Regions from separate parts of the Mus musculus genome. Here all the other regions are linked to region 3. A link is a loop called in an ENCODE intact Hi-C map of the cell type or tissue named here. Cell type or tissue: heart. All regions are shown on one strand. Each heading gives the region's core, and the rest is flanking DNA. Links, peaks and the distances in the headings are about the cores only.

Region 1 (4,546 bases), core at 407-4,406, 280 kb before region 3:
TGTTATTAATAGTTAGGCCAATATATTTGAAAGCATAAATGGAAAAATTCCTGGAAAATAAAACTAATATAAATGTTTTAATTTGTATCTATTTAAAGATACTGGATTTATGACTTAAAACCTTCCCACAGAGAAAATCCCAGGCTCATATAGCTTCACTGGTGAGTTCTTTCGAATATTTAAGGAAGAATTAATACATTTCTTTTCACATAAAGATTTATTTATTTATGTATTGCCTGTATAATTGTGTCTGTGTGTGTGTGGCTAATGTGTCTGCAGAAGCCAGAAGAGGGCACCAGACTCGCTTGGACTGGAATTATAGATGTGAGTTTGTGGGTGCTAGGAATTGAACTTGGGTCCTCTGAGAGAACATCAAATACTCTTAACCACTGAGCCAACTCTCTAGCCCTAATACCAGCCTCTATACAGATTCTTTTAGAAAATAAAAAAGAATTAACATGTCCCAACTTTAATTATAAAACTGCCACAAAATAACACATAGTATTTCTGATGAACATGAATGTAAAACAAATTCCAAACAAAATATTAGCAAGTAAAATCAGGCTATTTATATTTCCAAGATGAGATTGTTCCAAACATTCTACTTTGTTTATCAGTGAGAATAATTCAGTGTGATTGACCACATTAAAAAAATAACTTTGGCCGGGCATGGTGGCGCACGCCTTTAATCCCAGCACTTGGGAGGCAGAGGCAGGTGGATTTCTGAGTTCGAGGCCAGCCTGGTCTACAGAGTTAGTTCCAGGACAGCCAGGGCTACACAGAGAAACCCTGTCTCGCAAAAGCAAAAACAAAAAAACAAAAAAATAAATTTGGGGGCTGGTGAGATGGCTCAGTGGGTAAGAGCACCCGACTGCTCTTCCGAAGGTCCGGAGTTCAAATCCCAGCAACCACATGGTGGCTCACAACCATCTGTAACAAGATCTGACGCCCTCTTCTGGAGTGTCTGAAGACAGCTACAGTGTACTTACATATAATAAATAAATAAATCTTTAAAATAAATAAATAAATAAATAAATAAATAAATAAATAAATAAATAAATTTGAAGTGGGGGTGAAAACAGAAAGAGTTAGAGGAGAGTTAGGGGAAGGGTGAAATACAGTATTTGTGTTCCAGTTCTCAAAAGAATCAAATTAAAAATAAGCATAAGGACCAGACGTGGTGGCAGGCAGTTTACATGAGTTCCAGACCAGCATGGTCTACATTGGTTTCAAAAAAGAAAGAAAAAAATATATACACTTAAAAAAATAAGTAAATGGCCGGACGTGGTGGTGCATGCCTTTAATCCCAGCACTCAGGAGGCAAAGGCAGGTAGATTTCTGAGTTCAAGGCCAGCCTGGTCTACAAAGTAAGTTCCAGGACAGCCAGGGATATACACAGAAACCCTGTCTAGAAAAACAAAAAAAAAGAAAAGAAAGAAGATAAGTAAATAAAAGAAGCTGTCAGCATCAGGCACTCAAAGCTGGCTGGCCTGGTCTACATGAGACCTTGATTCAAAAAAAATACAACAGAACGATACTTATAACAGTAGATTTTGAGGTACAGACATTATTTTTCTTTCCATAATATTTTTATTAATTATTTAAGTCTTATATACATTAGGAACCCAGATCACACTTAATTCCTAGTCCTCCAAGGTCCACTCCCCATCTTTCTGGACCCCTTCCCCCCAAAAAAAAGGAAAAGAGAGAAAACCCCCCCCCCAATTTGTGTTACGCTTATACTCATGGGAGCGTGATCAGACTCCTGATAATCAGCTCCTTAAAACTGAGTCCTTCCTCAGCTGTGGAGAGCTACTCTTCAGCATCCTTACCACATTTGTTAAGAATTCTCTCCCTTGGTTTTCTGTGTAGGCTGTTACTTTGGGGGGCAGAGTAATAGTGTAAGGTATAGATCTTCTATGTCTTTCTCAACTATGAGTCTACAGTCATCAGTACCACAGCAAAATTAGCTTCCTTGCCCTTTACAGTCAGCAGGAACATGGATCATGGACTTTTTATTGATTCTTTGTGAGTTTCACATCATGTACCCTAATCCCACTCATTTCTGTCCTTTCATATCTGTCCTCTGCCCTTACAACATCCCCCAAAAGAAAAACAAACAAAACGTAAAAAAAAAAAATTTTGTTCTAGAACCTACAGTGTGTCACAGTGTGTCATACACTATACCTGTTTATCCACAATGAGTCATTGATCTGATTCGAGGCCTCTGGCTTCTGCTATACTGTCAATACTGGATCTTCACAGGAACTCCTCTCAGATATTCTGTTGTTGCCCTCTGTTGTGGAGATCCTCTAGGTTTGGATCTGCAGCTCTGGCCCTTTCACATTCTCTAGCAGCTCATAAATGGGGTAGATGCCTGGAGTAAGCTAACCCTGAATCTGGGCCTGAGTGGTAGCTGAGTTGGTCAGTCCACCACCTCTCCTGCTACCCCACCCCCAACCAATGCACGCATAACACCAGGGGGAGCTCTTCAGCACTGTCCCAGCTAGCTCATTTAGTGCAACCAGCCAAGTGGCAAGACTAGCTCTTATACCCTCCTGGCCAGCTTACTCACCCCACAAACATTGACATAGACCCCTGATGCTGCCTGGCCACAGACCCAAATATGGCCCTCAGCAGCAGCATGGGCTGGGACTTCACCATGGCCTCAGGTGGTAGGACAGGCTACTCACATCAGACTGTTCCTCTCCACCCTCTAGTTCTACCTCTCTCATAATTCTTTTTTTTTTAACAAACCCTTGTGTCGAGGGCTGACTTTCAGTAGATCGCAGCGAGGGAGCTGCTCTGCTACGTACGAAACCCCGACCCAGAAGCAGGTCGTCTACGAATGGGTTAGCGCCAGGTTCCACACGAACGTGCGTTCAACGTGACAGGCGAGAGGGCGGCCTCTTCATAATTTTCAATCTGTTCCACTTGTCTTTCCCATCTGTCTACCATGTACTTGTACATGTAGTCATGGCTTAGGTGTGGCTTGTGACAGGTGGGCCTCTGGGTTTCCCATGCTCAAGGCAAGGGAAACTGTCTTACTTAACAGTGTGTGTCTAAAAAAATCTGGCTTTTTTGAGAGTGCAGTATTTAAAAAACAAAACTGTACTATCAATTTCTATAAAGTTGTTCGAGAATTTATATGGGTCCCAAATGTCCTTTCTGACTGAAGTCTGCAGTAAAAGCCACTGTCATAATAAGTACTAATTTGTTATTTGCCCTATTTTGCTTTCATTCTTTAAGAACATACAAGTGGGTGCTGAAGAAATGGCTCAGTGGTTAAGAGCACTGACTGCTCTTCCGGAGGTCCTGAGTTCAATTCCCAGCAACCACATGATGGCTCACAACCATCTGTAATGAGATCTGATGCCCTCTTCTGGTGTGTCTGAAGACAGCTACAGTGCACTTACATATAATAAATAACTCTTAAAAAAAAAGAACAAGTAAGAGTTTCTCCATAAGCTGTCTGAATATGTCACAGCAGGTTGAGTATCAGAAGCAAATATGAAAATTCAACCATCTTATTCTGTTGAGCCAGATATTAGGTTTGCAAACAAATCACTTTTTTCACCTCACTGTATCTCTATCCCTGGTTTGTAAAAATTTTAAGCTTGAAAGGATATATTATTACTAAGATAAGTCATACCTATACAGAGATGTTCCAAACCTAGTTGTGACAAAACAATACAGATTATATAGATCAAGAAGTTGACATAGTATAGCAAGGCAATTTGTCTGTTTCTTGGTGAATCAACCTTCATGTGGGAGGTTTGAATGCCCTATTTCATCATGATGATAAGACTCTAACCTAGAATGAATGACCTGAGTAGTAGTGTTTGAAGACCAAGCAAGTTCTGCATGACCAAGCAGAGGGTATAAGACTTGGGACCTAACCTTGTGCCATTTCCACAGCACTGTTAATTGAAATAATTATGAACCCACCTCGAGTCAAGGGAAGGAACATAAACTCATTGTGAAAAGCACTGCAAAGAATTTGCAGCTGTATTTTAACAACTTTCAAAAGAAGTTTGATGAACTAAAATATTGTTTACATTGAGTTATTTACTATGTAAAGCAATAATTATTAAAACAATACTTGTTCATTCTGTCAACATTTTGTGCCATAACCTTGTTGTTACTAAAGTGAGTCTTTTCAGTCCATGGCCATTGCTTTATGACCCTCATTTCATGCTCCCTGCCTGGCTAAGAAATAATTCTTAGATCATCAATATTTACCTCTTTTTTTTTCAGTTCTTGATCTTCCTTCAAGATACTTTTCTTTTTCTTTCTCCATCTCCCCCCACCCCCAAACAGAGTTTCTCTGTATAGCCTTGGCTGTCCTTTAACTTGCTTAGAGATCCACCTGCCTCTGCCTCCCAAGTGCTGGAATAAACGTGTACACTGACATACCTGACAAGATACAGTTTCTTAATTTTCTTATAGTTTAAATATGGTATGCCGAGGTCTTAATTTTTGTCACTCATTTTGCTGCTACTGCTGCTTTGAGCTCCCAGACTCTCTGGTGTTGTATCTTGCTAAT
Region 2 (4,546 bases), core at 270-4,269, 310 kb before region 3:
TTTCACTTTCATGCTAGGCATCATTATTAGACGGCAGGCTCATTAACTCTCAGATACTATTCCAGACAAACTTACAATTTTAGATTCACTTGGCGTGGAGAAATTGGGTGTATTTTATGTAAAGACACGAATTGTATTCATAAATCTAAATTAGAAATACGCATTTAACAAATGGAAAAGCATGATACTAAAAAAAAAGGCTTGCTTTTTAAAAATCAGTGCAAGATTTCACAGGCGCCTTAATCACATTTTGCAACTTGTACATATTTATTGGACAACCAACATCCCTAAAATAAGCACCAAAATCTTCAGTAGGAATAAGTATGTTTAGGAGTAGTGCACCTGAACCAGTTATGGAATTGTAAAGGTCTGTAAAGGTCTGTCTCTTTCATTGTCATTACACTAATCAGTCGTCCTTCTTCTTGCCCCCAATTTTAAGGACATTACTTTGTGTGTATGAGTGTTTGACTGCATAAACGAATGTGCACCACATGCCCACGGAGGCTGGAAGAGGTTGTCCGATCCCCACCCCCACCCCGCTTTTATGAGCAGCTGAGCAGGTATGTGGTGATAGGAAACTAAACTTGGGTGCTCTGCAACATCAGCAAGCACTCCTAACCATCTGTCCAGTTCCTTCCCCCGCCCCGCCCCCTAGTTTTTTTGAAACCTACTTCCTACATTAACAGGCATTTCTTTGGCACTACAATTTATAGAGCAAAGGAAAATATTGTGGGAAGAATGCCTCTTCTCTGCTGGGTTCTCATTGGCGTCCTTTAGTCCTCCTTAAAACATTAACCAAACCGGACGTGGTGGCGCATGCCTTTAATCCCAGCACTTGGGAGGCAGAGGCAGGCGGATTTCTGAGTTCGAGGCCAGCCTGGTCTACAGAGTGAGTTCCAGGTCAGCCAGGGCTACACAGAGAAACCCTGCCTCGAAAATTTAAAAAAATAAAAAAATTAATACCGATCTCTTAAGCTTTAAATGAATGAAGTGATTCTATTGAAATTAATAATTTTAATTAATTTCTTAATTCTACGTCAGGTACCCTGGAAGTGGAGTTATAGACGGCTTAAGGGTTACTTGCGGATGTCCTGGAACTCACTCTGTAGACCAGGCTGGCCTTGAACTTAGAAATCCGTCTGCCTCTGCCTTCCGAGTGCTGGGATTAAAGGCGTGAGCCACCACGCCCGGCTCGCATCCAGTACTGTTAACCGCTGAGACATCTCTTCGGTCCCTGAAATTTGTATTTTTATATCTAACTAAGTAAAGGAAATTTGATAAAAGAAACACTCATAATTACAAGAATTTTTCTCTAGGAAAAAGATCGTTGCTTTGTTTTAAAATATGGTGACATGGGGGTGGAAGACGGTGTATTTCCTTTTGATCACTGCCTTTGAACATACTCGTATGTAATATACCATATACTTGACATAGGGTGGTGGGGAAGATCGGCTCCAGTTCTGGCTTAGTAAAATCCGAACAAAGAACTCTCTAAGAAAAGGTTTCTATTTTCTACGCAGGGCTGACTTATTTTGCTTCAGTGTGCACATGGGGGCGGAGGTGATGACTGGCAAACCCCGACTCTCCAAAACCTTAAGCGTAGCTCTCTCTCCAGCTCTGGCTTCTCGGTACACGGAGAGTGGTCCAGAAGCGCTTCTCCCTTCATAGTCTCATATCCCTAGCGAAGTCAGAAACCAATACGACAGAGACATCCGGCGCCAGGGCTGGGCTCCTTTAGGCTCCCCGACCTCACCTTTCTTCTCTCACACCGCCCACGCCCTCCTGCTCGCTCCTCCGCCACCTGCGCGCGCGCCCCAGATCCGGTGCAGCTTCTCGTGCCCGCCTCCCGACGGCTGCCAATCACAGCTTTCTGCAGTTCCCTGGTTACCGAAACAACGGTCCTTGGGCACCTTGGCCACGCCCCTTTGGACCTGCTTCCCGCCTTTCGTGCTTTTCGCCCAATCACTCGCGTCCGAGTGTTCTTTGGTTCCCGCCTCCCCGCCCCCGCCCTCCTGAAGACCCGCCCTTTTTCCGAGGCACGACGGAGTCACCTGACCCGCGGGCGCTCCCTCGGTGGAAAGCAGGAAGGGGCGTGTGCGTGAAGGGGAGGGGCGCAAGAAGAAAGCGGCAGGGATGCCGGGAGTGGGGCGGGGAGAAGGTTTGTCAGTCGGATCTCGCGAGAGAGGACGGAAGCCTGTGGGAGCCCGTGGCCTTTAAAGTGCGATTCAGCCCTCTCCTCCGGGGCTAGTTTGTAAACACGGCCGGCCTCCGGGCTCGCGGGTGGCTGGCAGGACCATGAATTAGTGACCTGGAAAGGTGAGTAATGGTGGAAGGGCCACGGGCTTGGAGGTTGTAGGGATGCAGAGGAAGAAGGTGCTAACATGGCGACGTCGCTGCCTGTAGTCTCCACCCCCCGCCTCCCACCCCTTTTGCGCCCCTGCTGTGGACCCCAACCCTACGGACGGCGGTGGCCGCGTTGCCGCCTCTGGTCTGGCGGAGCGACCGGACCGTTAGGTAACGCGCTGCGGCTCCGGCCGGCCCCTCCCTCGCGCGCTTTCCCAAGCCTGAGCGAGAAGGAATAACGGCTCTTCTCCGACCCCTCCCTCCGACTTCTCCTCTGGTGTGGTCACTTGAGAGGTCCCCGAGGCGCCCTTCGGATCCGCCCATCTGTCGGGGAGACCCCCGCCGCTAGTCCTTGATCGCGCTGCCCAGAGGGCCCACGCTGGGCTCCCCACCGGGGACTCGGGCGATCGAGGGTTTGGGATGGTGCGTTGAAGGATTGGGAAGCAAGGGTCTCTGGCCTCGGTGGAACGTGATGGAGCCAATGGTAATGGAGAACCTGCTGGTGGTCTCGGCCTTTTCTGTCCTTTCTGCCGCCCTCACACTCCCGCCGCCGCCACCCCCCCCTTTCCAGGTGGGGCGGGGCTGAGGTGTGGGTGCAGGTTGATTCTGCTATTCCCCCCCACACCCCATTTACTTCGACCGGTGTTCTGCAGAGCTTTTGTAGGAAAATAATCTGTGCCTTTTATTACCCCAGGGACAAGGAAGAGAGGTAGGGAGAGATGTGTGTATGTCTCCCCGGGATGCTCACTCATTGAACCAGACCTTGGAGGAGATGGGAACTATTTTTATGCACATAGGTATTATAAAATTGTCTCTTCTTTAATGGAGACTCTTAAACTGGGAAGGTCGAGTAAAACTACCACCAGTATAATTGAGTAAAAGGGATACTCATGATAGACTCTAGGCCCATCGACTAATACCTAGTTTACCTTGTGGAAGTCACAGTTTCTTGGGGATTATAAACTAGGGACACGTTCACACCAGATGCAGGTAATGCTGTTTTTAACATCTGACCAAACACGGACTGTTCTGAGCTCAGTTTGTCCTGTTTGAAGAAATTCTTAACCCTTGGCCATTGTCAAGTAATAACCGTTCCAGGAATACTACTCATTTAGCGCCAAATGGCCTGGGTCTCTAGCACCCAAATGGTAAGACTTTATAAAGGCTTATTTTAAAACAGTTAACTCTAGATGAAATAAGAGTCTTGTATTTAAATTTGCTAAACCTATTTGAAGAATCCCTGCAATAAACTTTTTTCAAAAGTATAGAAATATTTTGTAGAGTATGCTAAAAACATATCCTATATAAGCCAAGAAAACTAAGTACATGGATCTTTAAGGCCATCGATAGTTGAGTGATAATTAAGGTTCTAGGTCTTAAAATCATTAATAAATAATTGGAGAGATGTTTAGAGATGTTTTCATGGGTATTTTAAAATTTTAAAGCTATATTGTTTTGAAATGATACTATCCATTAAATATTTCATGACTAACATTAAGTCAAGAAATCTAGGTTTGTTTTTGTTTTTTTTTATTTTTAAGAAAACTTGAAAACTTGAGTTTTAATTATTATCTGTACTCTCCTAATCAATTATATTGCTAGATCTAGTAAATAACTTTACCTTACATGCTGTTTCCACTCATTTTTGACTTTAGTCTCTTCCAAAATGATATGTGTTTCTGTGAACTGGTATCACTTTCTTTTGTTACTCTTATTGAAATGCCCTTAGAAAAGTAAGTCTTATATTTAAAGCAAAATTTGTATTGGAAGCTGGGCGTGGTGGCGCACGCCTTTAATCCCAGGCAGAGGCAGGCGGATTTCTGAGTTCAAGGCTAGCCTGGTCTACAGAGTGAGTTCTAGGACAGCCAGGGCTACCCAGAGAAACCCTGTCTCGAAAACAAAACAAAACAAAAAAATTTGTATTGGAACCCTCCTTGATTAGAAGTCAATGAAAGTAATTAGATAATTCAATGAAAGTGATTGGATGATTCAACTGACCTGTATGAAATTAATACATATAGTACTCCCTGTATTAACTTGTAGCCTACAAAACCACCTGTCATATAGTCAATGGTTTTAACATTTTGTGACTATCTTATATTCACATCTATTTCTATAGACTGAAATCTTGTCTGAAATGGAACATGTTCTATGTTTGTTTTTAAGATTTATTTATTTTTGTGTTTTGCTTGCATATATGTAT
Region 3 (4,546 bases), core at 400-4,399:
CTATGATAAAGTGCCATGACCAAAAGCAACTTGAGGACAAAAGGGTTTGTTTCAGCGTAGGGTTCTGCATACAATAGTGCATTTTCAAAGAGAATACTGACAGGAACTGACACAGAGCAAGAACTCAAGGCAGGAGCTGATTGGTGCAGAGGCCATGGATGGGTGCCATTTACTGGCTTGCTCCTATGGCTTGCTCTGCCTGCGCTCTGGATGCTAACCCAGGAACATCAGAACTGGCATCAGAAACGTCCCATTCTGGAGCCGGGGAGATGGCTCAGTGAGTAAAGTACTTGCCACACAAGAAAGAGGACCTGGTTTCAGATCATTAGCATCCACATAGGCATCTGGGCATGGTGCCCTGTGTCTGTAATCCCAGAGCCGGGGAGGTAGAGACAGATGAACCCATGCAGTTTGCTGACCTGCCAATCTAGCTTAATCGTTGAGTTCCAGGTTTAGTAAAAGACCCTATCTCAAGGAAGGTGTGACTAGGCATGGTGGCACACAGCATTAATGCCAGCGCCCCAGAGGCAGAGTCAGGTGGGTCTCTTTGAGTTCAGGGCCAGTCTGGTCTACAAAGCGATATCCAGAACAGCCAGAAGAAAGAAAGAAAGAAAGAAAGAAAGAAAGAAAGAAAGAAAGAAAGAAAGAAAGAGAGAAAGAAAGAAAGACAGTGAAGAGTGATTGAGAAAGCTGGCCTTCAATTGCCCAACATACATATATACATACATACATGTGTACACACAGACCACACACATGAACATATATACACACAAAGAAACATCAAATTCTGGCTTGTCTGCAACTTGTAGTCTAAGTGAACTCGGACACATCACAGGTAACTGATAAATTATTTCTCTGGCGGAGAAATGAGCCAATTCAAGCCAGATTAGCGATATTTATAAAGGCAGGTTTATTGGGAAACTGCACACAGGAGAGATCACTGGTTCCAAGAAATGAGGCCAAGTCGCCATGGAGAGGGAGACAGAGGGGGTGGGGGGAGTGGAGGAGGGAGGAAGAGAAAGAGAGAAAGCTCGCACAGAGAAAGGGAGAAAAGAGAGAAGGGCGGAGAGCGGAATGTCTGATTCATAAAGGGAAGAGCCTCTGGGGGGAGGGGAAGCCCAACCTCTGGGCTGGGAAGTTTAGAGTAGAGGGCATGCTTTGCCAGGTAGGTACTGAGGGATGCTGGGAGAACCCGGAAGCCAGGTCCACTTTGGTATGTTAAATATTCAGCCCAGTTTCTTGTTCTGGGTCTGAATCCCAACAGTAACACCACTCCGCTGAGGAGAGCGAAAAGGGAGACGTCAGGACTCTCTCCCTGACTCAGGGATGATGTCCTCTTCCGCTCTCAGAAAGGGAGAGCTTGTAACTAGATAGGACCGCCATGCCTACTGCTGTGAACCACAGCTCCAAGACTCAGAGGCCGCGAAAGAATCGAAGAATCTGGCTTGTGTCTCATAGGAAGCACTGTGTGATCCATTTGATCACAAAACTATCAACTTGAAGTGCATGGTTCAGAGCTTGTCTGTGTGTTTGGGGGTGGAGGTGAGTCTGATAGCACAGCACATACCTGTAAATATAAACACTCAGGGAATGAGGCCGGGGAATTGCAGATTAGCTTGGAGCATATAGAAAGACCCTGTCTGACAACAAAAATTCCAAACAATAACAAAATAGAATTTAAAAGTCCGAGCATTTCCGACAGACCAAGATAAAGGCAGATTCCTGGATAAGATTTGTCGGCCTTGGGAAAAAAAAAAAAACAAACCGTCAAATTCATTGCAGCCAGCTCTCCGACTGTTCAGTTCCTCCGGACTTCATGCCGCACAATGTCAGGAGCTGAGCTGGACTTTTGCTGAGACCCTTCTGAGGGGAGTCCTAGGCTGGCTTGCTTGGTGTTTCCGCTTGTGGATAGCAAAAGGCTTCAGAGCCCCGCGGGGGGGGGGGGGGGGGGCGGCCCTTTCAGAGAGGGCTCTGCGGCTGGATCACCACTTCAATGACCGTCTGTTGCCACCTGCTGGCCGCTGGGCTGCTGCACAGCACTGCACAAGGATGTTTCACGGGTTGAGGGGCGGGGGTGGGGGTGGGGGCTCCTAGGAGCCCCAAATGTGGTGGCACAGGACTTTTATCCCAGAAGTAGGTGAGTTCAAGTTCAGTCTTGTCTGCATAGCTAGTTCCAGGCTAGGCAGGGACCCCGTCTCAGTTAAAATAAAATTAAAATTCGGGTGGGACATAGGCAGCACTAATTAGGTTGGGTTGTAATTTTGTTTAAAAGAATAGGATGTGAATTTGGGAAGAGGATGGGCACAGGAGGAGTTGAGGGTGGGGGTTGGAAGTAGGTGTAACCTAAATACATTGTATACATACATGAAATTATGTAACAATATAATATAAAAATCTAATAAAGAATAAACTTTGTAATATGTGAATGGGGATAGAAGTGACAGATCCACTGTAATCCGTTCATCAAACCATGAAACTCAGTGAAACTCAGCTTTTGATTGCTTCTGTATCATGTCGTTTGATGAGCTTTTATAGATATGTTCTCTTTCATTCATTCACTAGTCAGTCATAAACACTTTGGAGGGACCCAGAATGGCACTGGCGTTATTGATAGAATGAGGGTCACATTCTCATTGTTGCCTCAAATAAAAGCAAGCAGTACAATCTATCCTAGTCTATTATTATTTTGATACAGGTCTGACAATAGCCTGGGCTGACCTGGAACCAGTAATCCTCTTGCCTCAGCCTCTGCAGTGGTGGGATTCCAGGCTGAGCTACCACACCCTGCCACTCTACTCTTGAATTATAATTTACTTCCACTTACCCCTCAGCAACAACGACTTACTGACTCTCCATCCTCCACAGGCTGAAGCAACAACCAAGAGCAAAGAGACCCAGGCATGACTCTTGTCACTGTAAAGTCCAGTAGAAGAGACAGATGTTGATCAACTGCAGAATTGACATCACAGTGCAATGTGGTAGGGTCAAAGGAACAGTTCCAATAAAAGGGGCCTCAGAGACCTCCTAAGTTCTAGATAGAGACTCAGGCTATTTGGTATGCACTGAAGTTACTTAAGCACTTCTGCCTTGGGGGGAGTGTAACCCAGTGGGCTGATCTGTATGTATAAAGATTCTCACCGCATGATTTTTTTATACAAGCTAATGCACACGGAGATATAAAGAAAGCTGCCCAAGTATCCAAAGATAAGAGTTGCTTAAGCAAATTATGGTATACTAAAAAAAAAAAAAAATCTAGAGCCACTGGATACGTCTCTTTTCTTCCTGCTCTTGGCTACACACTCACTGTTACTGGATCATTGTGATCTTCATGCAAATACGTTGTGAATTCTCCTCTTGAAAATAAGAAGGCCCCACCTCAATTTTTCCCCTACATCCCTCACTGTCTCCCACACGCCTCTTTGTCACCCTTTGCAAAGGTGCATCCCCAATTCTGCCCCCTCCTAAATCTGCTCTGGCCAGGACGCTGTGTGTGTCAAAGTCACCAGTGGTCTCCATGTCACTAAGTCCCACACTCATGTCACATGTGGTCCACTAGCAGTGCCAACACAGCCTCCCAGGGTCCTAACTGTCCCCTGCTCAGGTCCTCCTTCGGGCCCCCAGAGCTGTTCTGCCTTTCATTTTCCTCCCGTGTCTGGCTTCCTCTTTCCCAGTCTTCATTGCTCCCTCCTCCCTCCTCCCAAGCTTTGAATGTTCATTTTCTTCTCTACCTGCATTCACACCTTTAACCTGATCCATTCAAAGCTTTATCTATTTTACTTGTTTTTTAAAAGCTTTTGTCTTTAAATTGTTTATTGTGCTTATTTATGTATGTGTTTACCTGAATATGATATATGAACTGACTCATGTGCTAACACATATGTGCAGGTCTGAAGAACTTACAGGGCTCAGTTTTCTTTCCTCCATGTGGGTCCTGGGGATTGAACTGATCCATTTCATTGGCCTCATTCATTCATTCATTCATTCATTCATTTGGTGCTGGAGATGGAACCCAGTGCTTGCTAGGCAAGCCTTCCACTAGGAGCCACTCCCAGCCCCAGCCCTGACCTTCTTCAACCAGAGCTGTTGTAGCGCAAAGCCCTCTTTCCATGTTATTTATTCCTTACTCTTTGGAAATTGAAGCAGAAGACTCCGAATCTCCAGATTTGTTTCTCATCTGCTCTCATCTCTACCTTGTCCCGACTTGCTAAGCAATGCCAGTGAGTCCCAGAGAGAGTCTCCAGGACCCAGGAGAGACATCTTACCCTTCTAGCCTCTGCACAGCTGAGTGCCACCCCATGGCAGCCTTGGCTTTGCTTGGGACATCCTGGATCTTTGAGTGACTGTGGAGGAGTGTACCCCACTACCCTACTCCCACTCAGAAATCCATGAATGAAAACAAAACATTTGTTTATTATGAACAGCTATAGAAATTTTGGGGATTATTTGTACAGTAACTAGGGATGATTAACACACAACTCTAGAGGTTGGAGAGATTACTCTGCGGTCAAGAGCACCTGGTCCTGCAGAGGACCCAGGTTTGGTTCCC
Region 4 (4,546 bases), core at 405-4,404, 300 kb before region 3:
GGCCTCAGACTTGGAGAACCACCTGCCTCTGCTTCCTGAGGGCTGGAATCAAAAGTGTCATCTACCACTGGTGTCTCAGTTTTCTTTAAGGAGAATAACACTTAACCTTTTGCTCATTTGATTAATGTATATCAGTGCTCACAGCTACATCAGGGAGTTGTTGATGTGTTTATAAAAAGATAAAGAGATATAAGATATGTTCTATGAGAGTGTAGTGAGGTATGGGGGAAGGGGATATCTCAGCCGGCCCATGCCAAGGCATCCCTTCCCCTGGAGGGACCAGCCACATGACAGTATAGTATAGATTAGAGTTTATTCAGGGCATGGGGAGGGGAATTAAGAGGGTAGTAGAGGCAGAGAAAGGCAAAAAGGAGAGAATAGAGAAGTAGAGGCCAGCCATGACCATGTGGAGAGAGGTGGGAAGGGTATGGGGAGAGGGAGAGGAGCAAAAGGGAGCAAGGGTAAGAGGGAGCAGGAGATAAGCAGCCCCTTTTATAGTGGGTCAGGCCTACCTGGCTGCTGCCAGGTAACTGTGGGGAGGAGCATACCTGACTATTGACAAGTAACTGTGGAGTGGGGTGTAGACAGAATGCTAACAGTTGTTGTTTATTCAATGCAATGTTATGGTGTTTACTATGAAAGTTCATTCAGAAATTCTCGTCTCCTATGGTCCCTTCAGGCATACTTATGATGTGACTTGAAGACAGTACAACTGTCATTTATTTCGTAGTTTTGATAACAAAATTCCCTAGGAATTTATAATTTGTGGTAGAACTTACTATGTTAGGATTTCTATAAATCCATTTCAGAGAATATTATATTGTTCCCTATGCACCCTTTCTCTATGTCAGACTTCCTTTTTCATGTTGTAGTGTAGCATATAAAAATTTCGAGATGATAAAAATTGATGCCATTGTTTTTAATAATCTCATTAACATTCTAGTGAGACTTTTCATATCTTTTGATGAAATTAAAATAAGACAGTTCTAATATTTGCTTTTTTGAAGTCTTTATCAAGAATTTAGTTAACATGGTTATACCATCAAGTCTCAGTCACAATGTTAAAAGTTGCTTGTGCTTGTTTATCATTTGTCAGGTATGGATTATAAAAGATTTATTTATTTATATTATGTATATGAGTGCTCTGTCTACATGTATGTATACTTGTATGCCAGAAGAGGGCATCAGATCCCAGGAGAGATGGTTGTGAGCCACCATGTGGTTGCTGGGAATTGAACTCAGAACGTCTGGAAGAACAGACAGTGTTCTTTTTTTTTTTTTTTTTTTTTTTTTTTGGTTTTTCGAGACAGTGTTCTTAACTGCTGAACCATCTCTCCAGCTTCCTATGTTTTAATGGTGAAATATGGATATTGTTTGGATTGGGCTTTCACTTTCCTGAACTTGAATATACTTTGAGGAGAGAAAGATGTGTTTGTGGTGTACCTACATATCTTTGAGGGTATGTGCATGTGTGTATGGTTGTACATTCACATGTGTTTGCCTAGATTAGTTTCTACCTTAATTTTTTTAGTTTTTATTTATTATTATTATTATTATTATTGTGAGTATATTTTTTGTGCATGATGTGTGTCCGTGGGCATGCTTACCTTAACACGTGTGTGGATATCAGAAAATAATTCTGTGGAATCAGTTCTCTCTGTCTACCTTTGCATGGGTTACAAGGTTCAAACTCAGGTTGTCAAGCTTGTACAACAAGCACCTTTACCCACTTAGTCTATCCTTCATATTAGTTTTTGAAATGGAGTCTCTTACTAAACCTGGAGCTTATTCATTCAGTGAGGCTAGCTGGCAAATGAGCTCTAGAGATCCACCTTATTCCTCTCCCTGAGGTACTGTGGTTACAAACTTACATTTCTGTTCTTGGCCTGGCTTTTATGTGGGTACCTGGGATCAAACTCAGGTCATCATTTCTGTATATCAGGTAGCCATGCTGACAGCCATTTCTCTAGCTCTTGAATAATTCCAATTTTCTTTTCTTTTTTAAAGTGTTTGTATGTGTGTGATGTGTGTATGTATAAACCAGACATTGTAGTACAGGTATGTAATCTCAGTAGTGGGAAAGTAGAAATAGGAAGAGCTGAAGTTTGTTATTCTCAGTGACATAGCAAGTTCTAGGCCACCCTAGGTCATCAAGATTTTACCTCCCAAAACAAAAGGCAACCTTGGCTGGCTTAGAACTGGCTTAGATTCTCTTTTCTTTTACCTCCCAAGTGTGGAGGTTAAAGGGGTATGCCACCATACTGACCCAGAAAAAAATTGTATTAAAAAATCTAAAATATTAGTTAGGGGAAGAGAATAAGTATATTATACTCACATGTTTATATTATAAACCCAGTATTATATAATTATTCCAGTACCAAATCTAAAACCAAGTTATTAGTAAACCTTAATCTACTGCTTTTCATATTTGTCACTGTTAGTCTGTGAGTTTTGTGAAACCTGAACTTGCCTACTTAGCCCAGGATCAGTGGTCTGGTAATAATTTAAAATAAAGTTTAACTTTAAACTTTAACCTAATTTGTTGTTGTTTTGAGATAGGGTCTCTCTATGTAGATCTGGTTAGCCTAGAACTTACTATGTAAGTCAGGCTGACTTTCCCCTCCTAGAGATCTGCCTTTCTGTACCTTCTGACTGCTGAAATTAAAGACATTGTATCCAGCATTACTTAAAAAAAAAAGTATTGTGATACTCGCCTGATTTCACTATTTACATACTAATTTCTTGAGTTGCTTCTCATCAACGCTTCAGTATAGGTTGATGACAATATGCCTGGAAACCATCTGTTATATGTTGTAAGTTGAGAAAAAATTAAAACTACTGCTTCCCTCATTGAGATTGGGAATACATTTCTCACTTTTGAGGAGTTTAATTTCTTTCTATTGATGAACTAAGCATTCCATATCCATTATACTCAAGGATAATATCAAATCCATAAACTAAAGATCAGTTTAACTCTTATAGTAGATTTTGGCATTTTATGTGTACTGCTCAAGTTTTTAGCCATAAAAGTAATGTATGATTTAGTATTAAGCATTAGGAAAATGTTTATTTAAAGTCAAAGTAAAATGCAGTGTAACTTACAAACTTACATAAATTTAATACTGCTTGAGTTCATGCTCTAGTCTGTATTTTATACATTATTATTACTATTATTAATATTTTTGGGAGGGTGGGGTTTTGTTTTTATTTTTATTTTTAAGGCAGGTTTTTTCTGTGAAGCTCGGGCTATCCTGGAACTTGTTCTGTAGAGCAGGATGACCTCAAATTTAGAAATCCGCCTGCCTCTGCCTCCTGAGTGCTGGGATTAAAGGAGTGTGTCACCATCACTCAGCCACATTACTTTAATTCTTCTTGATATTCATTGTTCATTGACATATCATTGTAAAATAATAGTATTTAAATTTTCCTAATAAGGTAACTTAAAGATACTTTTAACATTGAATGGGTAATAAATTGTTTTTAGGTTATAGCTATAGGTTTTTAGACTCATAGATTTAGATTTGTTAGGAACATTTTGTTGTTTCCAGGGTAGTTCTAAGATCATCTTGTACTTTGTGGTACCTGTGAAGTCACAAAGAAATTGTGACAAAGAAAACTCTGCCTATTTGTGTAGTTCTGCTTCCCTTGAATGACATTGTAAGAGAGCCTAAGTCCATCTTTCTGGTAACTTAACGTTTTTGTTCACTATAAAGATTTTCTATAACCAATTTATATGGTATATGGTAGATATACTTATAAATATATGGTAAGTATATGGTAAATATACTTGACATCTTAAGATAGTACAAAGGTTTTTTTGTAGGTCAGGAAGTTTAGATTGCCTCATCTGGGTCCTCTGAGAACCCTCCACTTTAACTAAATCATAAAAATAAAAACATATTTAATAATAAAGTTCTGTATGATATTTCATTGTGTATACAGATTATGTAGTATTTTAAAGTAATCTCTAGTTCAATCATGTTGTCACAGATGACCAGATTTTATTGTATGTTTGGAATCCTAAAGCCAAAATCAATGTGTTGACAATGTTACATGCAATTTGAAGACTCGGGAAAGAATCCATTTGCAAGATCACTCACCTTGTTGGCTTTGCCCTCCCCCTTCTGTTGCTTCCCACCTGCCCAGGGCTGCTCTTCATATGGGGAAGCTGAAGTGCTTTCCTCGTGGCCATCTCTGGCAATGGCAGATCCAGGTCTTCTCTTTCTAATCCTGCTGACTTCTCTTTCTGGATGAATGTCTTACGCTGAATGTCTCAGTGTACTCTAGATTAGCTCACGTGGATGGATGCCTGAGGACATTCTACTTGGGAATCTGTAATCTCTATATACATGCACGGTTCCCTTTTCTTTTAATAGAACCTATTTACAGGTTCTAGGAATTGGAACATGGACATTTTTAGGGACCATTTCATCTACTACAAATTGACTCCTTAAACTTTATTGAAGACTTTAATTTCTGGTTTTATTAGTTTGTTTGTTCACAATACATCTTGATCTGAAGGCAGCAGAAGTGAACTGAGCTACTG
Region 5 (4,546 bases), core at 166-4,165, 1.1 Mb before region 3:
CCCATGTCAGCTCGCTCAGATCAACTGCCCGCCCCACAGACGTTCACCACTGCTGGCGGGTCTCCTCCCTGTCCAACTGTCCCTGACACCCCACCTCCCGTCCCTGCCTAAACTGGCTTGGGGGAGCATGGGCACTGTTTACCGTCGGGCAGTGAAGATCGCAGGCAAGAGGCCACCCCGGCCACTTGCACTGCCATGTTCAAGTTGAGCGGGCCTTTGGTGTCTTCCTTGAAGCTGGAGGCACAGGGGGCCCCCTGGAGCAGGGTCGCAGAGCCTGGAGCGGTCCGGCCCACACCCGCGTAGTCATACTTGGTGCCTTTGAGAGCCGAATGAACCAGACTAGACTCGGGGGCGAAGGGCGGCCTAGTCCGGCTGCGTTCCTCAGATGCGGTGGGCGCATCAGGCGTATAGAACTTGACCTGGTCTTCGGGTCCGTCCTTGGCGCCTGGAGACTGCAGGCCAATTGGCCCAGAGCCGGTCAAGTAAGGCTGAGAGAAGCCTCCAAAGGCAGAGGCGGTGGCAGGCTGCGCAGGGGTGCATGAGGCGGGCGTAGTAGCCCAGGGCAGCGCGCTGCGAGGGTATGAGATGGGGGGAAGCGCGGCCAACTGGCTGCCATTGGCTCTCAGGTTGGAAAAGTAGAAAGAGTCCGGTGACTGTAAATTCAGAAGCGAGCCCACATAGCCAGCTCTGTAGAGACTGCGCTCACACATCTCCAACAAAGGGCCTCGGCTGTGCTCGCAACAGTATTTAGTTACAACCCGGAATAGGAGGACGGGCTCAGAGGATTGGACAAAACTTTGCCTGCAGGTTCTTCAAAGCCGGTCATTTCAGCACCGCCTACATCCCCCGACCCGTCCCCACCCCCACCCCCTTTCAGGGTATTATGATAACACTCAATGTTCGACGGCGAAGGACGAGGCTGCTAGCAGAGCCAAAGCCTGTTGAGGGAGGGCGAAGCCCTTGAAAGTTTCCAGACCTCTTTCAGGAGCCGGTGACATTGGGATGAGGGTGCCTTTGCCCAAGTGTCTCTTGGGAGTTTTCCTGCTCTGGGTTAGTCTTCCCAGCCCTTATTTCGCAGGCTGCCTGGGCCGGGCTTTGCGTCTACAAACTTTAAGTTGCAATTCAGACGTTTTCCAATAAGGGTACCTGGGCTTGACTGGAGAAGAGCTGGCAGTGGCACGGACTGCTCCTGGATCTGAGCAACCAATCCTTTTTTATAGAAAGGGCCTCTAAAGTGGTCTCTGCCAAAGGCACTTGGCAGCAAGGACCCATTCACTTGACCCTGTAGCCCCAGGTCACAGACAATACAAGAGGTTGACCAAACAAAGGTGAAAGGCGGCACAAACTGCTCAAGTGTGGTACCTAAGGAATCTTCACGCTGTTCCTGACATTTGTTCCCAGGAACTGTGCTCATAGCGTTGTTATCCAGTCCCCTCAGGCAATTCCGCAGTCCGAGGAGCCAATCTTGTGAAAAATTACATTTCTTTTCTCTCCTGGGGTCATCTTGGTGACTATTCCCTACTAGCCAAGCTCCTAGCCGTCCAACTGAGAGTTGGAGGGGCAGAAAAGTCCGAGCCACCTGGCTGAGGAGGCACAGTCGCACAGGAACAATCAGCTAGCTGAGTCTCTTTTGTCGGTGCCTCCAGGCACGCGGGCCGCTGCGGGTTCACTGTCTGGGCAAAACAGGCAACGCTCCGTGTGTGTAGTAAGTGTGCTTAACCCCTGAGGCAGGGCCTTCTGGATGGTCCAGAGGGAATAAGGCTTTTCTCCTCAAGAGACTGTGTTGTGGGAGCCCGCGCTAGCCTAAAGCAGGACCCATGGTCCATGAGCCAAGCTGGAACTGGTTAGGCCCCCAGCTCTGGCAAGGAGACCACACAGGCGCCGCCGGAGGGCAAGGCTGACCACCTCGCTGGGACTTTATTGTGTGAGTTACGGCGACCAATTGGGCGGCTCTCAGGACGCAATCGTCCTCTTCCTCCAGCTCTGGGGCGGGAGGAGGGTGGGGGTGGGGGAAGTCTAAGGATCCTGGGGCATTACTAGAGTTTCCTCCTTTTCAGGAATTGGGACTCCATACTTTCTTTTCTGGTAGGTGGGAGGAGGCAGAAGTTTTAAGTCGGTTTTTAGAAGCCTTAGATTAGGTATTCGATAGCTTTCATTTTGAAGAATTCTCTCCTTTCTACTGGAGCATCCTCTGGCCTGAATTTTCAGTTCTAATAGTTCCAGCACTCTCAGAGCCCCTGCCTCCTGCACAGAGATTCCTAGGTAGTTACAGGCCTAAGGGTGCATCCTTAGACTATGGCTGCCTTATAATTATGTTTGCTTCTCAGGACCAAATACATAAGTGTGAATCAGGAATGAAAAGGACAGCTAGATTTTTTTTCCAGGTTTTTTCCCCCCCTTAATCGACCCACTTCATTCCTCCAAGTCTATAACTTTCAAGGTCTGGTAGGCAAAGTTCTTTTTGAGAAAGCTGGTGGCTGATGCTGAAGGCTGGAGACCATGAGGGAAGGTGGGAGGAGGAAGGGAGGCTTGTCTGGGATGTTGGGGGCTGGGGGGGGGGGGGAGCTGAGGAGCAGAATGGCAAGCTCTGCCAATGTCGCCAAACGCCCAGGAGATGGCGAGCGTGCTCCACGCCTGACGAGGCGCCGCCGCACGGTCAAGATCAACAGTGAAGGGCGGTGGGGCGGGCTTGGGGTCGCCAGTGCTCGCGGTCACGGCCCGCTGCCAAGGAGCTACGGACAGTCTCCGAAAGCCAGAGGTTGTAGCAACTGACCCAGACAGCGGAGCCAAGGGACCTGATGCAAGGAAGCCTGTGGCCGCGTGTTATTGTTTGACCTTTCGCCTCTGTCCTAACGTCTTTTTCACCTCTTGAATCATGAGTCAATCTGCCGATCTTGGGATCTTGGTTCCTACCCCAATCGCTAATACCGTGCCAAATTTCTGAGCGTCTCTCAGCCTAGATCTAACTGAAGGCAAAGCCTTTCCCCGAACTTCCTCGGCCTTCCGGGCTCCCCGCGGGCCTCACTTCCAGGGCCTCAGCCACTTACCCCCAGCTCTCCTCCTCCCGCAATCCCGAATATAAAAGGCACACATATAAATAACAAAGCCTTCATCTGTTCCTCATTTAGCCATCAATCCAAATACCACCAGAGAGCATTTGAGCGCAGTTTTAATCTTCAGCAAACCCCATTTCTCTTAGGCTCAGCGAAACTGACGTGCGACCTGCAGATGAAAGGAAAAACCTCGAGGCAATTCCCTCTATCCAATATAGGAAACCTGAGAAATGGACCTGTGAGATGAAGTGTGGCCTTGGAGACTAGAACCTACAGAGAGGGGGGGGAGGGAAGGAAGGGGGGGGAGGAAGGAAAAGAAAGAAAAGAAAGAAAAAGAAACGAGGGGACCGAGAGAACGGTGGTTGGGGGGGGGAACTAAGGCCACTTTTTTGTTTGTTTGTTTGGCTGGCTGGTTGGTTGTCCGCCCCCCAACATGTCTTGTGTACAAAATAGCTAAGGTATTAAGACAGAGGTCTTTCCCTAAGTGACTGAAGGGTGATGTGCTTCCCTTTCCAGGGGTTTATCCTTCATAAATTGAACCGCATTCTGCATCTGTATTTCTCTCTCTCTGCCTGTACCCTCCCCACCCACCCTCTAATAACGAAGTTGGCCTCTGTAGTTGGCAGTAAGATGTGAAACAAGACAAGCTGGACCAGAGAAAACGAAAGTAATTACCAACTCGAAGGCCCTGTGTTTCTCCTAGAGCCCTCAAGAAGCCCTCCTACCAGGAGAGATTACAGTTGTGTAAGCTTTTAGAAGTCTGTTCAACTAACTTGCACATCAGGAAGTTAGCTTGCACTAGATTATAGTAGTGGCTACAAGGAGCCCCACTTTCTCTGTGGCCCGTTTCCCTGAGTGGCAAAGAGGACTGAATCAGGAAAAAAAAGTTCCTGATTCCTAAAACTTGTGTTTAGTTGCTAGGGTATATAATAGCAGTTTCAGTTGTCAATTACTGCATACCACACGGGATGCTTGAAGCGTTTCTTTATTGATTGCCAAATATGGATGTGGCTTTCTCTAATTTCAAGAACTTCCTAGCGAAGATATTTACAATGGACCCTCTGTAGGCCCCAAATGTTCCAGTGAGTTTTTCTCTACCCAGGCACCCATTGATTAATAAATAAAAAAATGTCAAATAAATTGATAATATTGAAAGAAATAAAATTTATTGATTTTTAATGAGTTGGTCTGGTTTTAAAATGATGATTTTAGACATCACAGATGATATCCTCATTTTAAACATCACTATTTGTGTTAGAAGGAGGTGGACAGAAATGGAGAACAGAACATGGAGGTTTCAGAGACCAGAACTGGTGTTGTTTCCTTCATCTACAGATGTCGAGGAGAGCAAAGTTTTATAATAAATAAAAACAGCTTCTAGAGGCAGCACAAGCTTGAAAAACACAAATGGATGAAGACTCAGTGGAGACAAGAGAGTTCTTTTTATTTATATCTCCCTAGGAGTAAAATGTGATTTTTAAATGCTCGAAGCA
Region 6 (4,546 bases), core at 172-4,171, 160 kb before region 3:
TGAGTCTTAAATTTAGTACTTGGAAAAGTGTTCACTTTTAAGAGGAGCTGGTTCCTCTGTTGAAGATGTTAAGGTTATTTTGAAAACCATAGACTAGAAAGGGGTGCTTCTGATCATTGTATTTGCCCTTTAAGTACCTTAAAAAGAAAATAGAGGCTTATTTTTTCTACCTATGTAATGTATATAACCTATTATGAAATGGAAGATATTTACAAACATATACATATCACATGCACAGTACTATTGGAATACATAATATTCTAGAGCCACTCAAAATTTGATATATCAATAATAGTCCTTCCTATAATGATGTCTCCATAGGTGCCACACTGCCAGTGTCATTTCTTTATGGAAAGGCATCCTCCTCCTATTCATGACAGTGTCTTCAGTTGACCTAGTACAGTGGAGGATCCAGAGCACAAGTCTATAGATAGCAACCTTGTGGACCACAGAGTAAACAGGACTGGCCAAAAATGGATCTGGATGGACAGACTTGAACGGCCATTAATGATCCACATACATTTCATATAAACCGTTTTTTATCTCTTCCATACTGTTTTTATTTTAACTTTTCCTTTATAAAATGGAGAACACGAAGTACTCTAGCCACTGTATATTATAATTTATTGATACTTCTGGTAGAATCCTGTGTTATATGGTTGGTACCACAAATAAAAATGCTTTATTGTAAGAAAGCATGGGAAATGAAAATAGTCTAGTTCTAGATGTCTTAAAATAATGGCATTTATAAGGACACTGGCCACTAGCAATTGTTTCCAGGTAGTTGTGTTATTTTTATATTTAAAGGCAAGAAAATATGTATGGAATATGATATGGGATTTCTAGTTCTAGTTCTTATCATTCCTGATTTTAATTATGAATGAGATTTACTGAATGGGACAGTAATGAAGTCAGCAGGCATTACTGATTGCAATGAGTTACTTCAGGCTTCTTTTTACCCTGCCTATGGAATATTTAGTTGATGCTGTTTCACCTCTTTACTGTTTACATTAACGTTATTCTGTGTGGAGGGACTGATGCTGAGCTGATGTTGAGATTGGTAGAGAAATGAATGCAGTTGGCTGATCTGTAAAGTTCTACCAACAGTTTCATTGGGAGTAAGTAGCACTGTGTTCAAAGAGGCTGAAATGGGGAAGTACGCTTAATATATTGTGCTGCTGGACCATTGCTTCATGGGGACATTCTCAGTTCTCTTGGCCTCTTCATAAGGGAGTCAAGCTGCAAATGCAAGAGCATGGAGTAGGAGCGGTAAAAGGAACTGTTGTTGTTGTTGTTGTTGTTGCAGATTGAATCAGATTTTCCAATGTCTAAGTTTAAGCCCTTAACCAAATGCTTAGGAGGGTTGGAAAGTGCTCATTTCCCACCTTCTGGGAAGGCTTGTGAAGAAAGAGTTATACTGGAAGAAAGAGTTATACTGGAAGAAAGGATCAGAAAGCTTTCCTCTTAGAGCAATTGTTACGTGTGATTGTTACATGTCCTTGCTAAACTGGCTCTGACTGCGCTCTGTGGGCAGGCTACTAGAGCGGCCAGGCACTCCTTTGTTAGCTCGGCCTTTCCTGTGTCAAGGCTCAGTGTTCCTTTCAGACTAGTTACTGACATCCTGTCGTTTTGCACTAGATCTCCTTTTAAACTTGTAAAACATCTTTTTAAAATTTAATTTTTATTGACTTCATGTAAACATTGTGTTTCAGCATTTCATTTCTGAACTAGGAAGCAGAGAAATTATGGTCAGAAGAATGCAGTATGGGAACAGATGTGGGGTTGCTTGCCAGCATCCGGCCAGGGCTTGCTTACCCATTGCCATAGTTGACTAAGATGGTCATTTTTTTCATAAAGTGACTTGGCTATTTTTTCATTGATAAAATAAAAATTGTGCTTTCAATTGTATCTATTTCCAGTTTTTTATTTTTTTATTTTTTTTTCAGAGTCAAGGAAACTTCTAGGCTAAGGTTGTAAACTTTTTAACCATAAAAATTCCTTGTCTTTATTTTTTGTGTTTAGGTTTGTAGTCTGCATTTGAGAACAAGTGGATATTCAATAATATAGATGAAATATCTTTTTTGTGCATCTTTTTGACATTTGTGAAATATAAAACAGCTTTTTCTCTAACTGGGTTTTTTAGGTTGTGTTACAGTGTTTTGTTTCATACTCAGATACATTTTGTTCATGTCCTCTAATTTCTGATTATCATTATCTTAAAATTTTTGTATGGGGTCCCCTTAAATTCTGTGGCCTGTGGCAAAAACTGGCTGTGTTCCTTATACCCTCTTTTTGCTTGGTCCATTAGCTGTAAGAAGTCGTGTCTACCTACTTCTCAACATTAAAAAATAAATGCAGGCCTGGTGGTGGTGGCGCACGCCTTTGATCCCAGCACTTGGGAGGCAGAGGCAGGCGGATTTCTGAGTTCGAGGCCAACCTGGTCTACAGAGTGAGTTCCAGGACAGTCAGGGCTACAAAGAGAAACCCTGTCTTGAAGGAAAAAAAAAAAAGGCCAAAACTAAATAAATAAATAAAAATAAATGCAAACATACATACAGAAAAATAGTGTAAATTGCTTTTGAACAAAATGCACATAAAAGTTTAAAAGTAGGTTAAGGCTAGAATTGTAAGTTCTGGGTTATTTCTAAGTGAACACACCCTAGGTTGCTTCTGGAGAAAGCTCCTTGGCCCCTGATAAATATTCATTTCTTATAGAATATAAAAGCAATGGAAATATTTTTCCATTGCACTTAACTTCTCTGTGTTTGATATTGATTTGAACCTCATTTTTTTTTTTTTTTTCTCTGTAACCCTGGCTGTCCTAGAACTTACTCTGTAGACCAGACTGGCCTTGAACTCAGAGATCTGCCTGCCTTTACCTCTTGAGTCATATCATTCTTTTTCACTTTGCAGTGACAATGCTCTTTTGTTTTCCAGACGCTAGTAGCCTGGAGGGACCCTAACGATGTTACTGCAGTAAAGCATGCAGATAGTATTTTAGACCAAATGCTTCTTCGTAGCTGCCTGCAGAAGCCACTCAGTCTGCTTCTAGTATGTTGTTTATTAGGATGTTTTAGTTTGAACTTCAAATTAAGCAAAAGGATACTTAGATATTTAAGAATTGTCAATGATTTGCCTGTCTATTTTACTGGACCACATTTCAAGCATGAGTCCTATGGTAGAAATGTGAAAACAATGACTGCTTAAATAAAGATATCTTAGAAAGTTCTTTCAAGTATGTATTCTGTTGACATGTCTCTTCTTACTGATAGTTGGTAGGAATTCATTAACGTGTAGCTGTGTTCATGTAAAAGATCTCTTGTCCTGTTTATGAATCATATATTGCTTTATATGGTTTTAACTGATACCTATATTCGCATTATGTTTTGTGCTTGATTTTATGCATATATTTTATGTGTTGTATGTTTATTTTATACACACACATGTATTTGTTACATTCACTTTTGTCAGGCTTTTTGCTGTTTGTCATGCAGGAAATGCTTTGGAGCTGTTTGTTGCAGAGTGACAGGAAGGAGCTCTCCTCTGTCATACGTTTGACTCTGGCATCAGAAGTTCTGAGGACTGTATGGAAATCTTTCTACTGTCATCTGTGTGTATCTTCCTGAAAATTTCTTTAATATCAGCTATCTCAGGAAAAATAGTATTAACAGCAGCAGACATTCTTTGTCCTTGACTTGCCAAAAGTAAACTTATGACTTTTACTAGTAAGTGCTAGTACAGGCAGGTTTCCATAAGCCTGTATCCTATGTTGTCGATCACCACTGTCCTGCCAAAACTAGCCCCTCAGAGTGAGACAGGTCATTATAGTCTGCCTGTCAGAAATTTGTATTAGCCTGCCGGAAAACTCTTCCTTCCACCTAAGCTCCAAATGGGAAGTTCTCAGGTATCCTCCACTTTAAAAAAAAAATTGTTAAAAAATTTTAAGACAGAATCTCTAACCTAGGCTGGCTTTGAACTTGCTGTGTAGCTGAAAATGACATTGAACTTCGGATTCTCCTGAGTACTGGGATTATAGGTATGAGCCACTGTGATTCAGTTGATCAAGTCCAGGTCCTGGCTTGTGCTGCCCAAAGCCCTCTGCCAGCTGAGCTACGTTCCTGGTCTACCTTCCACCTTTGCCTTCTTTTCATTGTTTCACAAGTGCCCTGCAAGAGAGCCATGGTTGTCTGTGGGACCTATGACACTTAATAATTGCTTCATATTTCTTTGTGCTGTTTGTGATCTTGCAAAGGGTTGAGTCACTGCTGTTCTGCACACCATATGTTGAAGCATGGGCTGTGATTAGAAGGAGGTAGGAAGGTTGGGTGGCAGCCCACTTGACTGTGGAAAATAGCGGAGAGCACAGTCATTGTATTGAGCGTTCTGTTTTTCACCTTCACAGTTACTGCAGTAACTGCAGGTAGAAGATTGGAATCTGATGAACATAGAGATTCAAGGCAAAATAATGTTAGGGTGATCTGGATGTGAGTGAAGCTGTGAGAACATCGAGTTCTCTATAGACTCGCTGTCATGAAATGAGAATACT
Region 7 (4,546 bases), core at 405-4,404, 68 kb before region 3:
TATCCAACATGAGATTTTAAAGGAATAGTTTTTCTGCAAATAAGAGGTTAAAAGGAACTGCAATGTGTATTTTATATTAAGCACATTCCCCCTCTCTTCACTTTGAATGTGGGCCAAAGAAGACAAAAATAGCCAAGATCAGTACATAATGGGGTTCTCTCTGCCTCTGCACTCAGACAAGAAAAGGACTGATGAGCAGAAACTGGGAGGTTGGAAAAAATGGCCTATAAGGTCCCTGTAAGACTTCATTTCTGTTGCTACCCGGCACAGTGCTTCTCAGGTGCTGTGAGAGTCAAAAATAGTGGTCACACCTGCCTCTGCCTCTGCCTCTCTGCCTCTCTCTCTGCCCCTTTCTCTCTGCCTCTCTCTGCCTCTCTCTCTGCCCCTTTCTCTCTGCCCCTCTCTCTGCCCCTCTATGCCTCTCTCTTCCCCTCTCTTCCCTTCTCTCTGCCACTCTCTCTTCCCCTCCCTGCCTCTCTGCCTCTGCCTTCTGGAATGCTTGCTGCCCTTCTCTGCCCTGGCCTCTGCAGCCCCAGCACTGCAGCCCTCTCATCTCACTCCTTGCTGATGGTTTAAATGTTTACTGATAGCTTTGTTCTAATACTTCGAGTGCAAATACCAATATAATGAGGAGAACATGGTGTTGTTGTATGCATGAACATGAGTGTTAAAATACTTAACTAATGCCCTGTTCCCCAGAATCCGATGTTGAGTGTGTGACTATGATGTGAAAAGGCTGTAGAACATCACATTCTGCTAGCAGGAATGTGACAGTCGGAACAAGCATGCAGCACACAACTAGAAATGTTAGAGTCCTGCACGATTTGGGAGAGTTTTGATTTTTAAGGTTGGGATTTTGTTTGTTTGTTGTAAGAAGAAAATGAGATCTATTAATTAGAACTGTTAGTAGGACACACAGTATAACACACAACTTTGCCACTTTTCTGGCCTCCCAATCCCTGGAATCCAGTCTCTGTTTCTAAGAGTGGATTATCTAAGATTCTGCATGTAAGTGGATCTCAAGTTTGTCCTAGTGGACTGGCCTATTTCACTTAGCACAATGTCCTTCAGTTTTATCTATATTTAGCATGTGGTAAAATTTATTTCTAAAAGCTAAATTAATATTCCTGTACTGGTTGGTTTCTGTCAACTTGACATAGGCCTAGACATATCTGAGAAGAAGGAATCTCATTTGAGGAATTGCCTGGAGACGGGTCTGTGGGACATATATTTGATTAGTTATTGATTGGGAGAGTCCCACTCATATTGGTCAGTGCTACCCTGTACAGATGGCTTTGTTGGTATGGAAACAGCAAGTAGAGGAGCACTGATGAGAGCCAGTGAACAGCACGCTCCATGTCTCTGCTTCAGTTCCTGTCCCAGCTTCCTGCCTTGCTTCAGCTTCTGCTTCAGTTTCCACTAGATGTAACCCAGCATATCTGTGTGCCAGAACATACCCCTCCCCCAAGTTGCTTTTGATCATAGCAATAGAAAGCCAAAGTAAGACCATTTCTTTGAATATTTACCCATTTTCTTTACTCATCCATCCATGAATATTTAGGGTTTTTTTCCCCCATAAGTTGGCTGTTAAGAAATACCTTAAATGTTACAGTAAATGCTGCTATTGACAGAGGGTGAAGCTATCTTTGAGATCCTGATGTCAGACTTTTGGGATAGCCTGCATAAATTTCTTAAAAGAATTGCCGGCAGTTTTCATTAACAGCTGAAGTATTTCACATTCCCACTGGCACCGTCAAGATTGCAGCTTCTCCACACTCTCACCAACAGTGGTTCTTTCCATTTGGGGAATAGGCATTTTCACCACCATGAGGTGACACCCCTTTTTAGGTTTGATTTGCATTTCCCTTGAGATTAATAACAGTACATGATCTCTTCATGTTAATCATTTTTGTATCTTCCGTTAATACGTGTTTTTTGGACCCTCCCCATCTTTTTCCTTTTTTGAGATGAGGCTCACCATGCTTCCTTTTCAGGCTGCACGTGAGCTCCTGGACACACACACACACACACACACACACACACACACTACCTAGACCTGCCCCATTTTTTTGGAGTTATTTGAAGGTATGCAGGCAAGGTAATTCAGCTGGTAAAAGTGCTTGCTTTGCAAGGCTGTCCAAAGTAAAAGTAGAGAACCAACACATAAAACTTGTCCTTCTGGCCTCCATGTGCATGCTTTGGCATGTGTGCCCCAACCAGGTGTACACACACATACACGTGTACCAATAATAGTAAAATTAAAGCTGCTTGGTGGCTTTGCTATTCAGTGCCAGGAGTTTCTAATATATTCTGATGCTAGCCCATCAGATATATCATTTGCACGTGTTTTCTGCCATTTTGTCAGTAGGCTTTACTGTTCCTTCCTGCATGCTTCTTCTCTGGTTTAAAATTACCTCTAAGCTCCACCACTGACATGTGACCCAGCCTCAACTTCTGCTCCTGGCTCAGTCCAGTTCATGGGGGCATCCTTCCCTGCAGGCATGCATGTTTGCTTTGCTGCTGACTATGGGTGCTCAGTGGTTTGGCTTCTCATTTTTAGTTATATGGAGCTATTGGATAATACTTATCATTTGGTAGAACATTTGTGAGATTTTTCCTTCTAGATGTCAGGAACCCTAACGCAGACTGGCAGTGTGTCACATAATTAGAAATCCAGCATTAAAAATCCGCCCCATCCTGTGGGGGTTGGAATGCATCCAGGTCCATCTTCCACCTTTGAGCTATTTTGAGACTCATTTTGGTACAGGGTGGTGACAGAGGCTCCAGTTCTTTGTTTTGCCAGAGTCTCACCTATTTCCAAGACATAGTTTTGTCAGACTCAAGGCCTGGCACGCAGTTTCCTGATGCTGTGTCCATGTCTATCTCTGCACAGTAGGTCCTTTCAGGAGAATAGAATGCTAATTGGCCCAGATCTCTGCCATACATGGTAATATAATAGTTTATAAGACAAGGAGTAACAATTGGAAATAAAGATAAAATTCATTAAGAGGACATAATATTTTAAAGTGTATATATGCCTAATAACAGATTCAAATACATACAGCTGAGCTGCAAATGAAATAGACAGTCCACATCATAATTAGAAGTTTCAGTAATACTGTCAGTGATAGAACAGACCAAAAATAGGGTCATGGGAGCTTTAATCAGCCAATTTGATCTAATTGATATTTATACAACATTATACTCAGTAACAACAGGAAGGATGTACCCTTAAACTAAATATTCAGTTATAAAAAATCAAAATTGGCTAAGCATGGTGGCACACATACTTTTAATTCCAGTACTCAGGAGGCAGAGGTGGATGGATCTCTGTGAGTTCAAGGTCAGCTGATCTACATAGTGAGTCTCTTGTCTTAATGAATTAAGTCTGAGTGCTAGAGAGAGGGCTCGGCAGTTAAAAATACATACTGCTTTTACAGAGGACCCAAATTCTGTTCCCAGCCCCCACAACAGCCAGTTAGCCCCAACTCCAGGAGAATTCATACATCTGGCCCCAGGGGCACTAGCACTCCTGTGTACATACATGCATGCACACACATAATTAAAAATAGGGCAACTTTAAAAAATACTTTTGAGATTATAATGCAGTTACATGAGTTCCTGCTTCCCATTCCCCTGCCCTCTTCAATTTGTGACCTCGTTCCTCCGTTTGTTTTTTTTTTTGGGGGGGGGTGTTTTTGAGACAGGGTTTCTCTATGTAACAGCCCTAGCTGTCCTGGAACTTGCTTTGTATACTCAGAGATCGTCCTGCCTCTGCCTCCCAAGTGTGGGAATTAAAGGTGTGCACCACCACATGCTTGGCACTGACCTCTTTTCAGTTGTTGTTATCTTTATGTATGTATATGTGTGTTACATATATATGTCCTCTGTGTGTCTGTGTGCGCACACACACAGGAATATATTCCTAAATACAACTTCATCCATCTGTATCATGTTACTTTTATGTGTTTTCAGGGCTAACCATTTGGTATTGGGTCACCAAGTGGTATGTGTAGCCAGGCAGTGATGACGCAGGCCTTTAATTTCAGCACTTGGAGGCAGAGGCAGGCGGATTTCTGTACAGCCAGGGCTATACAGAGAAACCCTGTCTCGAAAAAAACCAAAAACAAACAAACAAAAAAAGTGGTATGTGTCCTCTTTGCATGGGAAGACTATTTCTCCCACTTAGCATTCCTTAGTTGCTGTAGTTCTTTATGTAGGCTTGAGGTCTCCCCACCCCTGGCCATTGTTGCTAGTGTGTCTGTTGATGTTGTTCAGCCACTTCATGAGATTCCATGGGTGTGACTTCTCTGACATCTCTAGGAGACAATTTCACAGCTAACTCTTTGTTCCTTGCTATCATTCTGCCTCCTCTTCTGCAGTGATTCCCAAGCCTTAGGTACAGGACCAGTGTCTAGATCTATCCTTTAGGACTGGGCTCCAAAACTCTGCATTTTATCGGTTGTGGTTCTCTCTTCTTTTCCTTCCCTTCCTTTCCCTTCCCTTCCCCTTCCCCCTTCCCCTTCCCTTCCCCCTCCTCTTCCCC

Evidence for each region. A loop is a pair of places that touch in the nucleus more often than their neighbours do. Peaks named below come from ENCODE experiments on the same cell type or tissue, not always from the same donor. Only the 100,000 strongest peaks of a DNase experiment are listed, where the experiment ranks them.
Region 1: it touches region 3 in a loop (2.4-fold over the local background); 2 of 42 quality-filtered maps call a loop at or near these places.
Region 2: it touches region 3 in a loop (2.5-fold over the local background); 8 of 42 quality-filtered maps call a loop at or near these places.
Region 4: a loop joins it to region 3, with 2.3 times the contacts of the local background. A loop is called at or near these places in 9 of 42 quality-filtered maps.
Region 5: it touches region 3 in a loop (6-fold over the local background); 16 of 42 quality-filtered maps call a loop at or near these places.
Region 6: a loop joins it to region 3, with 10 times the contacts of the local background. A loop is called at or near these places in 31 of 42 quality-filtered maps.
Region 7: a loop joins it to region 3, with 2.2 times the contacts of the local background. A loop is called at or near these places in 8 of 42 quality-filtered maps.

What each region holds. Positions count from the first base shown.
Region 1 is chr2:73,866,238-73,870,783 of GRCm38, reverse strand. Atf2 (activating transcription factor 2) reads left to right here. Exons shown (of 15, transcript NM_001025093.2): 4 at 99-161. Among named protein-coding and RNA genes, the nearest start is that of Gm10822, 24 kb to the left of the region's middle. In heart, for the core only: a CTCF peak has its summit at 2,484 (motif pointing right); DNase peaks (open chromatin) are centred at 2,523 and 2,803.
Region 2 is chr2:73,890,245-73,894,790 of GRCm38, reverse strand. It overlaps Atf2 (activating transcription factor 2), which reads left to right and starts at 2,152. Exons shown (of 15, transcript NM_001025093.2): 1 at 2,152-2,316. Gm10822 (a long non-coding RNA gene) reads right to left here and starts at 2,383. Exons shown (of 3, transcript XR_003953852.1): 1 at 2,052-2,383; 2 at 1,754-1,880. In heart, for the core only: no CTCF peak of the experiment used is centred there; a DNase peak (open chromatin) is centred at 1,990; H3K4me3 peaks cover 2,858 bases; H3K27ac peaks cover 2,225 bases.
Region 3 is chr2:73,582,227-73,586,772 of GRCm38, reverse strand. It overlaps Chrna1os (cholinergic receptor, nicotinic, alpha polypeptide 1 (muscle), opposite strand), which reads right to left and starts at 1,913. Exons shown (of 2, transcript NR_153820.1): 1 at 1,766-1,913. In heart, for the core only: a CTCF peak has its summit at 2,013 (motif pointing left); DNase peaks (open chromatin) are centred at 1,042 and 2,012; H3K4me3 peaks cover 1,238 bases; H3K27ac peaks cover 1,329 bases.
Region 4 is chr2:73,882,928-73,887,473 of GRCm38, reverse strand. All of the region lies in intron 1 of Atf2 (activating transcription factor 2), which reads left to right. Among named protein-coding and RNA genes, the nearest start is that of Gm10822, 7.2 kb to the left of the region's middle. In heart, for the core only: no CTCF peak of the experiment used is centred there; no DNase peak of the experiment used is centred there.
Region 5 is chr2:74,671,251-74,675,796 of GRCm38, reverse strand. Hoxd12 (homeobox D12) reads right to left here and starts at 784. Exons shown (of 2, transcript NM_008274.3): 1 at 143-784. The coding sequence starts at 710. It overlaps Hoxd13 (homeobox D13), which reads right to left. Exons shown (of 2, transcript NM_008275.4): 2 at 4,194-4,546. In heart, for the core only: a CTCF peak has its summit at 2,629; a DNase peak (open chromatin) is centred at 2,676; H3K4me3 peaks cover 1,602 bases; H3K27me3 peaks cover 4,000 bases.
Region 6 is chr2:73,741,241-73,745,786 of GRCm38, reverse strand. The region is part of intron 1 of Chn1 (chimerin 1); the gene reads left to right. Among named protein-coding and RNA genes, the nearest start is that of Chn1, 32 kb to the left of the region's middle. In heart, for the core only: no CTCF peak of the experiment used is centred there; no DNase peak of the experiment used is centred there.
Region 7 is chr2:73,650,672-73,655,217 of GRCm38, reverse strand. The region is part of intron 7 of Chn1 (chimerin 1); the gene reads left to right. Among named protein-coding and RNA genes, the nearest start is that of Chn1os3, 56 kb to the right of the region's middle. In heart, for the core only: no CTCF peak of the experiment used is centred there; no DNase peak of the experiment used is centred there; H3K27ac peaks cover 158 bases.